Linked DNA regions of Homo sapiens: region 1 is linked to region 2. A link is an interaction called in ENCODE POLR2A ChIA-PET data of the cell type or tissue named here. Cell type or tissue: IMR-90. All regions are shown on one strand. Links, peaks and the distances in the headings refer to the core of each region. The heading gives the core; the rest is flanking DNA.

What was found. Peaks named below come from ENCODE experiments on the same cell type or tissue, not always from the same donor. Only the 100,000 strongest peaks of a DNase experiment are listed, where the experiment ranks them.
Region 1: POLR2A ChIA-PET joins it to region 2 with 7 read pairs; 2 of 35 experiments call an interaction of 5 or more read pairs at or near these places.

Annotation. Positions count from the first base shown.
Region 1 is chr12:95,146,748-95,151,171 of GRCh38, reverse strand. The region is part of intron 5 of FGD6 (FYVE, RhoGEF and PH domain containing 6); the gene reads left to right. Among named protein-coding and RNA genes, the nearest start is that of FGD6, 69 kb to the left of the region's middle. In IMR-90, for the core only: no CTCF peak of the experiment used is centred there; no DNase peak of the experiment used is centred there.
Region 2 is chr12:95,255,336-95,259,759 of GRCh38, reverse strand. It overlaps VEZT (vezatin, adherens junctions transmembrane protein), which reads right to left. Exons shown (of 12, transcript NM_017599.4): 3 at 2,521-2,610. Among named protein-coding and RNA genes, the nearest start is that of VEZT, 40 kb to the right of the region's middle. In IMR-90, for the core only: no CTCF peak of the experiment used is centred there; no DNase peak of the experiment used is centred there; H3K27ac peaks cover 535 bases.

The DNA of each region.
Region 1 (4,424 bases), core at 316-4,315, 110 kb after region 2:
ATAGTTTCTCACATTGATTTTTGGCTATATTGGTAATATTGATAAGTTCTCTCTTCCTCTCTCTCTCCTTTTTTTTAATGACTCAGTGTCTCACTTTGTCACCCAGGCTGGAGTGCGGTGGCATGATTTCCACTCACTGCAAGCTCTACCTCCTGGGCTCAAGCGATCCTCCCATCTCAGCCTCCTGAGTAGCTGGGACCACAGCCATCCACCACGCCAGGCTAATTTGTTGTATTTTTAGTGGAGATGGGTTTTAGCCATGTTGCCCAGGCTGGTCTCGAACTCCTGAGCAATCTGCCCACCTCAGCCTCCCAAAGTTCTGGAATTACAGGCATGAGCCACTATGCCCAGCCAGTTCTCTTTTGTAATAGATTTTCTTTTTTTAATGATAGGACAAAGCTAGGCATGGGTAGCACACACTTATAATCCCACCTATTCAGGAGGCTGAGCCAAAAGAATCCCTTGAGCCTAGGAGTTCAAAACTGCAGTGAGCTGATTGCACCACTGCACTCTAGCATGGATGACACAGCAAACCCTTTTTCCAAAAAAAAAAGGACAATGTTTTGTCACCCTAACAAATTTATTGAGTGGCAAGCTTACTGTCATTTCATATAAATTATAATATGTTTAATAAATAAGTGGCTTTTCAAAATGAATTTCTTGTATATTTGCTGCTCTGCCCTGAACATCCCCACCACACCGTAGACATCTGATATAATTAAGTACAAGTTAATAGGAAGGTTTTTGGTTGTCTTATTGCTCTCTGATGGGAGCTAGCCTTAGTAAATATCTCAATAAAAATATTATGTAAACGTACAAATAGTCTGCATTTAAAAAAATATTTGGGCCGGGTACGGTGGCTCATGCCTGTAATCCCAGCACCTTGGGAGGCCAGGGCAGGCGGATCACATGAGGTCAGGAGTTCGAGACAGCCTGACCAACATGGAGAAACCCCGTCTCTACTAAAAATACAAAAATTAGCCGGGCGTGGTGGCACATGTCTGTAATCCCAGCTACTCTGGAGGCTGAGGCAGGAGAATCCCTTGAACCCAGGAGGCAGAGGTTGCGGTGAGTCGAGATTGTGCCATTGCACTCCAGCCTGGGCAACAAGAGCGAAACTCCCTCTCAAAAAAAAAAAGTGTGTGTGTGTGTGTGTGTGTGTGTGTGTGTGTGTGTGTAATATATAGCATATATAGTATACTATATAATATATAGTATGATATGTAGTATATATAATATACTTTGTATTGTATATATAATTATATAGTATAGTGTATGTGATATGTAGTATAGCAATCTATTATATATTATACATATTTTATATAGTATATGTACTATATATTATATATAATGATTACTATTATATAGTATTATATATCATATAATATACTATATATACTATATATAATACTATATGTATAGTCACTTATTTATCAAACATAATTTATATGAAATGACAATAAGCTTGACACTCAACAAATTTGTTAGGGTGACAAAATATTGTCCTTTTTTTTTGAAAAAAGGGTTTGCTGTGTCATCCATGCTAGAGTGCAGTGGTGCAATCAGCTCACTACAGTTTTGAACTTCTAGGCTCAAGGGATTCTTATACATATTATACTATATATATTATATATATATAATACTATATAAAACTATATATAATATACTATATATTATGTATAATATATGTGATATATACTATGTGATGTATAATATACTATGTATTATATATAATATATGCTATATATTATATAGTATGCTATATATTATGTAATATATGCTATATATATAAAATATGTGCTATATATAATATAATATATGCTATATATTATATAATATATTATATAATATATGCTATATAATATAATATATTATATATAATATTATATATGCTATATGTAATATAATATATAATATATATGCTATATATTATATAATATATATGCTATATATTATATAATATATAATATTATATATGCTATATATTATATAATATATAATATTATATATGCTATATATTATATAATATATAATATATGCTATATATTATATAATATATGCTATATCTTATATAATATATATAATATATGCTATATCTTATATAATATATATAATATATGCTATATCTTATATAATATATATAATATATGCTATATCTTATATAATATATATAATATATGCTATATCTTATATAATATATATAATATATGCTATATCTTATATAATATATATAATATATGCTATATCTTATATAATATATATAATATATGCTATATCTTATATAATATATATAATATATGCTATATCTTATATAATATATATAATATATGCTATATATTATATAATATATATAATATATGTAATATAACATATGCTATGTATTATATAATATATAATATATGTAATATAACATATGCTATGTATTATATAATATATAATATATGTAATATAACATATGCTATGTATTATATAATATATAATATATATAATATAACATATGCTATGTATTATATAATATATAATATATATAATATAACATATGCTATGTATTATATAATATATATAACATGCTATGTATTATATAATATATGCTATGTATTATATAATATATAATATATAATATAATATATGCTATATATTATATAATATATAATATAATATATGCTATATATTATATTATATATATATTTGGAAGGGATTTTTTAGACAAAGATGGACTGGCTATATAGTATTAGTAATGAAGCATCTTTGCTTCACTAATTTCTTTAGGTGGAGACGTACATTTCCTTGAAAATTTGAGAGACTCAATAAAATCCATAGAGCCAGAGGCAAGGCTACCCTAGGCCTGGATCCAGATGTCTGTTACTAAATAGATTTTTTTTTTTTTTTGCATTGTAAAAGGAATAGAAGACTTTCTCAGTTCTCATTTTTTTTTCCATGTTAAAATCACTTCATGCTGTTTCACTGAATACACCCTGACTTTTGAGTCTTGTGAACCATTTTCAGCATTTTTTCTTTAGTTGTAAAGAATCTTTCTCTAGCTTCTGTTGACATGGCTACCAAACCTTCACTCTGGAGCAGCTTCTTTCATGTGAGAACTGTTCTTCACTGAATGAAGCTCATTGTTCAGAGTACCTTTGTTTTGCTGCTGAGGTGTTTTCCCTACCTTGGTTTGGTATTTCCTTCTCTTTAGATGCCTCTGTTTCACAGCTGTCTTTCCAAGCCTTCAGGGACTTGTGGAGAGAGGGAGGGAAGGTGACTTGTGGATCTTAAATGATGTTCATCTAATCATTTAACTTAACCAAATCCCCTTTAGTTAAATAAATGGTGTTCTATTAAGTGCTCTCTATGTTCCTTGCAGCATGCTATGTTACATCAATTATCTGTTTTAATCCTCGTAACAACCCTGTCAAATAGATGTTATTCCTATTTTTTTCAATGAAGAAAGTAAGCTAACTGTCAAAAATAACCCACTACTTAATAGGAAAACCAGACTTTCAAGTCTGGTCTGTCTGAGCCCTTGTACTTAGTTGTTCTTTAGCAATTGATTGAAAATTATTACTTGAAATCTCTACCATGCTGTATAGGATATAGTGTATCTTTGGATATATTAGCTTGCTTTCAGAATTCTTTTAGTTGCCCTGGAAACCAGAGAAACTTATTTTTCATCTTCTAAAGATGACAATGAAGCTAGATTTTGGTCACTTAGAGTTATTATGATGATTACTTGTTAGTGTTATTAAAGGAGATTGGAAACTAGACATAAAAGATTGCTTTCAATTATGTTTTCTACAGTTTTGCATTGATGATTATGCACCACTGATGATTATATACCGTATCACTGGGTCTACATATAGAGAGGGAAGAATAATTTCATTGGGAAAATATTTTTATTTTAAAAACAAAGTCAAATGGTTAATGTGGGGACTTTCCCACCTCTACTTTTACTCCATAGTTTCACACTCATTTCTGCATATTTATCATAGCACTTTGACCTCCACAGCTGCTTTGCTTTTGCTTAAAGTGAAGTGATTCCTGGTGTCCTTCATGAGGACAGGGAACCTTGTAGGGCTCCATGTCTGTCCATATGTTCATTTGGTCTTTGTAATTCATTGTGTCATGATAGTAGTTCAGTAATGCCCTGAGGTCAGGCAGCTGGGTCAGGACAGCTGGTAATTAAGTCACATACCCCTCATTGGTGCTGGAGATATAAAACCTGACCCCATGAACAAGGCCATCTGTTTTGTGCTTCATTGCCTCAGATGCTCATACTTGATTTTATTTGCATTGATTTTTTGCTTAGGTCTTCCCTAAGTGATTCGAGCTGGCCAAGCTGGTATGTTAATATCTCAAAAGAATTAAAGATCAACTTAAAGTTAATCTGATTCTGATTTGTAGGTTTTGGGGAATTAGTAAGAATAATA
Region 2 (4,424 bases), core at 295-4,294:
CTGGGAAGCCCAGATCCAGGTCTCAAACAAATGAAGAAACTGAAAAGGTGCTAATTCTGATCGATTTAAATATTAGCAGGTATCACCTGCATGGCTGGAGGCTCTATGCTCCTGGGATGTGTACTATGTAAACTTTGGCACATTTTCAACAAGTCTGAGTGCCAGGACTTAGTGTCTAGCTTTATATCCTTGCTCCACAACTTAAGCATGTTAATAAGCTCTCTGTGCCAGTTTCCTCTTTGGCAAAAGTGGGATAATAACAGTAGCTACTTCACAGGGTTGTTATGAGGATTAAATAAGTCAGTATCTATAAAATACCAAGAAGAGTGGCTCATAGTAAGCACTGTATGTTAGCTATTACTGTTGTCACTATCTATGCAATAACTGAAACAATAAAGAAAAGCACACGTTGGATATATTACAATACAAAAACTTATAGAACACAAAGTAATTATTACTAGGTTGATGCAGAAAATAAGAGACACAATAGGCTGAAGTTTCGGGAAAGCTTTGAGAAAAAGCTAGGAGTGCTTATTGAAAAGATTCTAATGGATCAAGAAAAAAAAAACAGAAAGTATTCCATCACAGTATAAGAGCACAAACATAGACATACAGAATAAGTACGGAATAAAGGAAAATGAAGACTGGGTTCATTGATACAAATACTGGTGGACAAAGCTGGAAAGGTAGGTTAGGGCCAAATTATGCAGACTCTTTAGTGCTGACGTGACAAATTTGGACTTGATTTGATTGATAAAGATCTTTCCAGGATCTAAATAGGGAAGTGGCATGAGAAAGTACTTAGGAATTCCTTTCTGCATGGATGAAATGAAAGGTTATGAGAAGGCACAGATAAAAAATTAAGAGATTTTGATTTCTTTTTCCTTAGGGATGAAGAAGAGAACTTATTCATTTGTCAGTATTCTTCAAAGATCTTAATCACTTTGGATATCATGGGGCTTTTTATACAAGGATCAAATAAGATAACACGTGTGAAAGCACTTTATAAGCTAAAAGGCACTTAAAAAGTGCCATTACCACTACCCATCATGGTTGCTATAAAGGATTTTTTTAATTTTTAAGAAAAGTACTATAAAAATGAACATTAGTAAAATGTTCAGATATCACAGAGCAATTGCCAATATTCTTACAAAAGAAATGAGGGCCTGCTTCAATATCTGTATAGCTAACAACATTTTAAATACGTCACAATCAAGGGGAAAAAGTCAAGCAATCTCACGCCAAAAGCCACCTTGGCAATTTCTTGTTCCATTACTAGTAAACTAATCCTTAGGTATGTATTCTTATAGTTCTCCATAATATAGGCACAAAAGGGATGCATACAGAAGCTGGCACTGTATAGTGAAACATCACATGAAACATGTGGCCAGTGACACAGAATCAAGAATGAAAAGACCAGGCCTAGGCAGACTATGACTAAATCACAGAAAAATGTATATGGATCCATATACCTTACCACAGTCCTAGTATCACTGAAGAATGAGATGGCTCCACCTGGATAAAAATGGCATTATATGTAGACGATAAGACACTTCATTGACCTTCTCAATACACCTTCAACAAAGATGAAACCCTGAACAAAGAACTTGACAATTTGGATTGCTAAAAAAGTAATTTTAGTCAGCCAAAAAATAATAATACTTGAGCTAGAGAGGTCGTATGCTATAGCAGAAAGAGCATGGCTTTGGAACCAAGAGACCTGGGTTCAAATTCTGGCTCTATCACTTTCTAGCTGAACATTTTTAGACAATTCACTCAGTAAGTTATTAAAACAAACTGATTGTCTGAACCTTGGTTTTCTCGTTACTGAAGCAGACTAAATCTTATAGTGTTGTTTAGATTACCAAATCAAAATGTGAAAGCACTTTGTAAACAATCTCCTTACAAATGTTAATTTACAGGAATGATAATTCTTAAGGTTACAGGCCAGCAGAGATCCTGAAACCTGCTTACTTGTAACTACATTACTCCTTCTGGGAGCCATGAGAACCACATAACTTGAATTTTTAGGCTATACTCCCTGGATTTTGTATTGTTAGGACGTCAGAAGGTTGAAGTATTTCCCCCCTGGAGTTCTGTTACAGCAGAGAGTAGAAAAAAACAAAGCCTCACAAAAATCACAAAGACCTTTCAGGTTGACTGTTTCGAGTCTTTGGGAAATTCTGTGATTTAACAGATTGAATTGATCCCACTAATGACATATTCCTTTACCTATAGAGAGGGATACCTGTCAATGGAGGAAGAGGGCAATAGTAAATTAGCAATCTAACAAATAACGTTTCAATAACTATCAGAGTATTCCATTCTGAGTGGCTAATAACCTCTTTAAAAGCTATAAACAATACCAGTAAGCCCAAATTAAAAGATCCTGAGTTACTGCAGAATCTCTAGTAAAAATCAATTGCTGGCCAAATTGATAGCAAAACAAATTCTGATTCACCAATTATTTCACTAATAACCTAGAACCCTGAAAAGTGGCAAAAAGAAGTGACCACTTACCAACTTGTGAAGTAAGTCATCTTTCTTATTGCACTGAGAAAAAAAAATCCAACTTTTGATGGTTTCAGCCACTTTTAACAGGATACCTTGCTGAAGGAAATGAATGACATTGTATAGGATTATTAAAAGCATACCCAAACAGCAGAAAAACTTCAAAGTACTTACCTCCAATCAATGAGAATTTATATCAGAAAAGGAAGAAAAAAATTGTCCAGGTTATATACCTTGTCAGTACATCTCAGCCTCCTTATTAGTTCCTAAATTTTGTTGCATATCAGGATCACCTGGAGATTTTAGTTAGAAACATATTCTTGGGCCCCCAAACTAAAGATTCTGATTCAATACATTTGGAATGAGGCCTGAAAATCCGATTTTTAAAGAGCAGGCAGAAGTCATTCTGAAGCAGCCCATTTATCCTGGGGAGACTATGTACTATGTCAACATGATGATAGTATTTATTTCAGAAAGAAAAATCATAGGGTGGTTACAAGTTCTCAAATATTAAGACCATTTCATTCCACAATACTAAGTCAAAAAGATACTTTGACCATTTTAGAAAAACTGTCATATATTGATAAAAAAGCTTTACTACTGAATCAACCAAAAATTCAATTTACCTTAATAGCCCATTCCTTGAGCATGCCAGTAAGTGCAGTTTATATTCATTGAGTGATTACTATATCCCAGGTACTGCAAAGGGTCATGGGAAAAAAGATAAATACATGTAACTATTGTTTTCAAGAACTTAGTATAGAAGAAGAGACAATATAAAGAATTACAATCAATGTAAAGTCTGAAAAAGTATTGGAAAAGAGGAGGTCAGAGAGGAGCTAACACTGGAGTTCAGTCCTAACGGATGAGTAGGAATTTAACAAAGAAGGGAAGAACGAGTTGGGCACGGTGGCTCATGCCTGTAACCCCAGCACTTTGGGAGGCCGAGGAGGGCGGAGCACCTGAGGTCAGGGGTTTGAGACCAGCCTGACCAACATGGAGAAACCCCGTCTCTACGAAAAATACAAAATTAGCCAGGCATAGTGGTGCATGCCTGTAATCCCAGCTACTCGGGAGGCTGAGGCAGGCGAATCACTTGAACCCGGGAGGCAGAGGTTGTGGTGAGCCGAGATCGCGCCATTGCACTCCAGCCTGGGTGACAAGAGCGAAACTGCATCTCAAAAAAAAAAGAGAAGATCACTTCAGTCAAGGGAAGAGGATGAAGGAAAGAGCCATTAAAGCACATGTCATGGGGATGGTGGCGCACTCCAGGACAGTTATGACCCAAGAGAAGAAGGGATTAGTAAGGAAGTTAAAAAGGTACACTGAGATAGGTTTTAAAGGATCTTAGACTTACACACCATAATAGTATGAACATTATCCTGTAGGGTGTGAGGAGCTACCAAAGATTTTTATGCAAGGAAGCGAAACAATAAAGAAAAATAATTGGCAATAGTGCAGGGGCTAAACTGGCAGGGTATGATTGTAGACAAGAAGCATGATTAAAAGGATATTCAAGGCCGGGGGCGGTGGCTCCCGCCTGTAATCCCAGCACTTTGGGAGGCCGAGGTGGGTGGATCACAAGGTCAGGAGTTCGAGATCAGCCTGGCCAACATAGTGAAACCCCGTCTCTACTAAAAATACAAAAAATTAGCCGGGCGTGGTGGTGGGCACCTATAATCCCAGCTACTCAGGAGGCTGAGGCAGGAGAATCGCTTGCACCCGGGAGGTGGAGGTTGCAGCGAGCTGAGATCGCACCACTGCACTCAAGGCTGGGCGACAGCGCGAGACTCCATCTCAAAAAAGAGAAAAGAAAATTAATCACTCAGCTAAATAACAATAAAGGCCTTTAAGTTAGGTAATGAGTACAAAAAAGATCATGAATAAGAGTTAGATTTAAGAGACACAGAAGC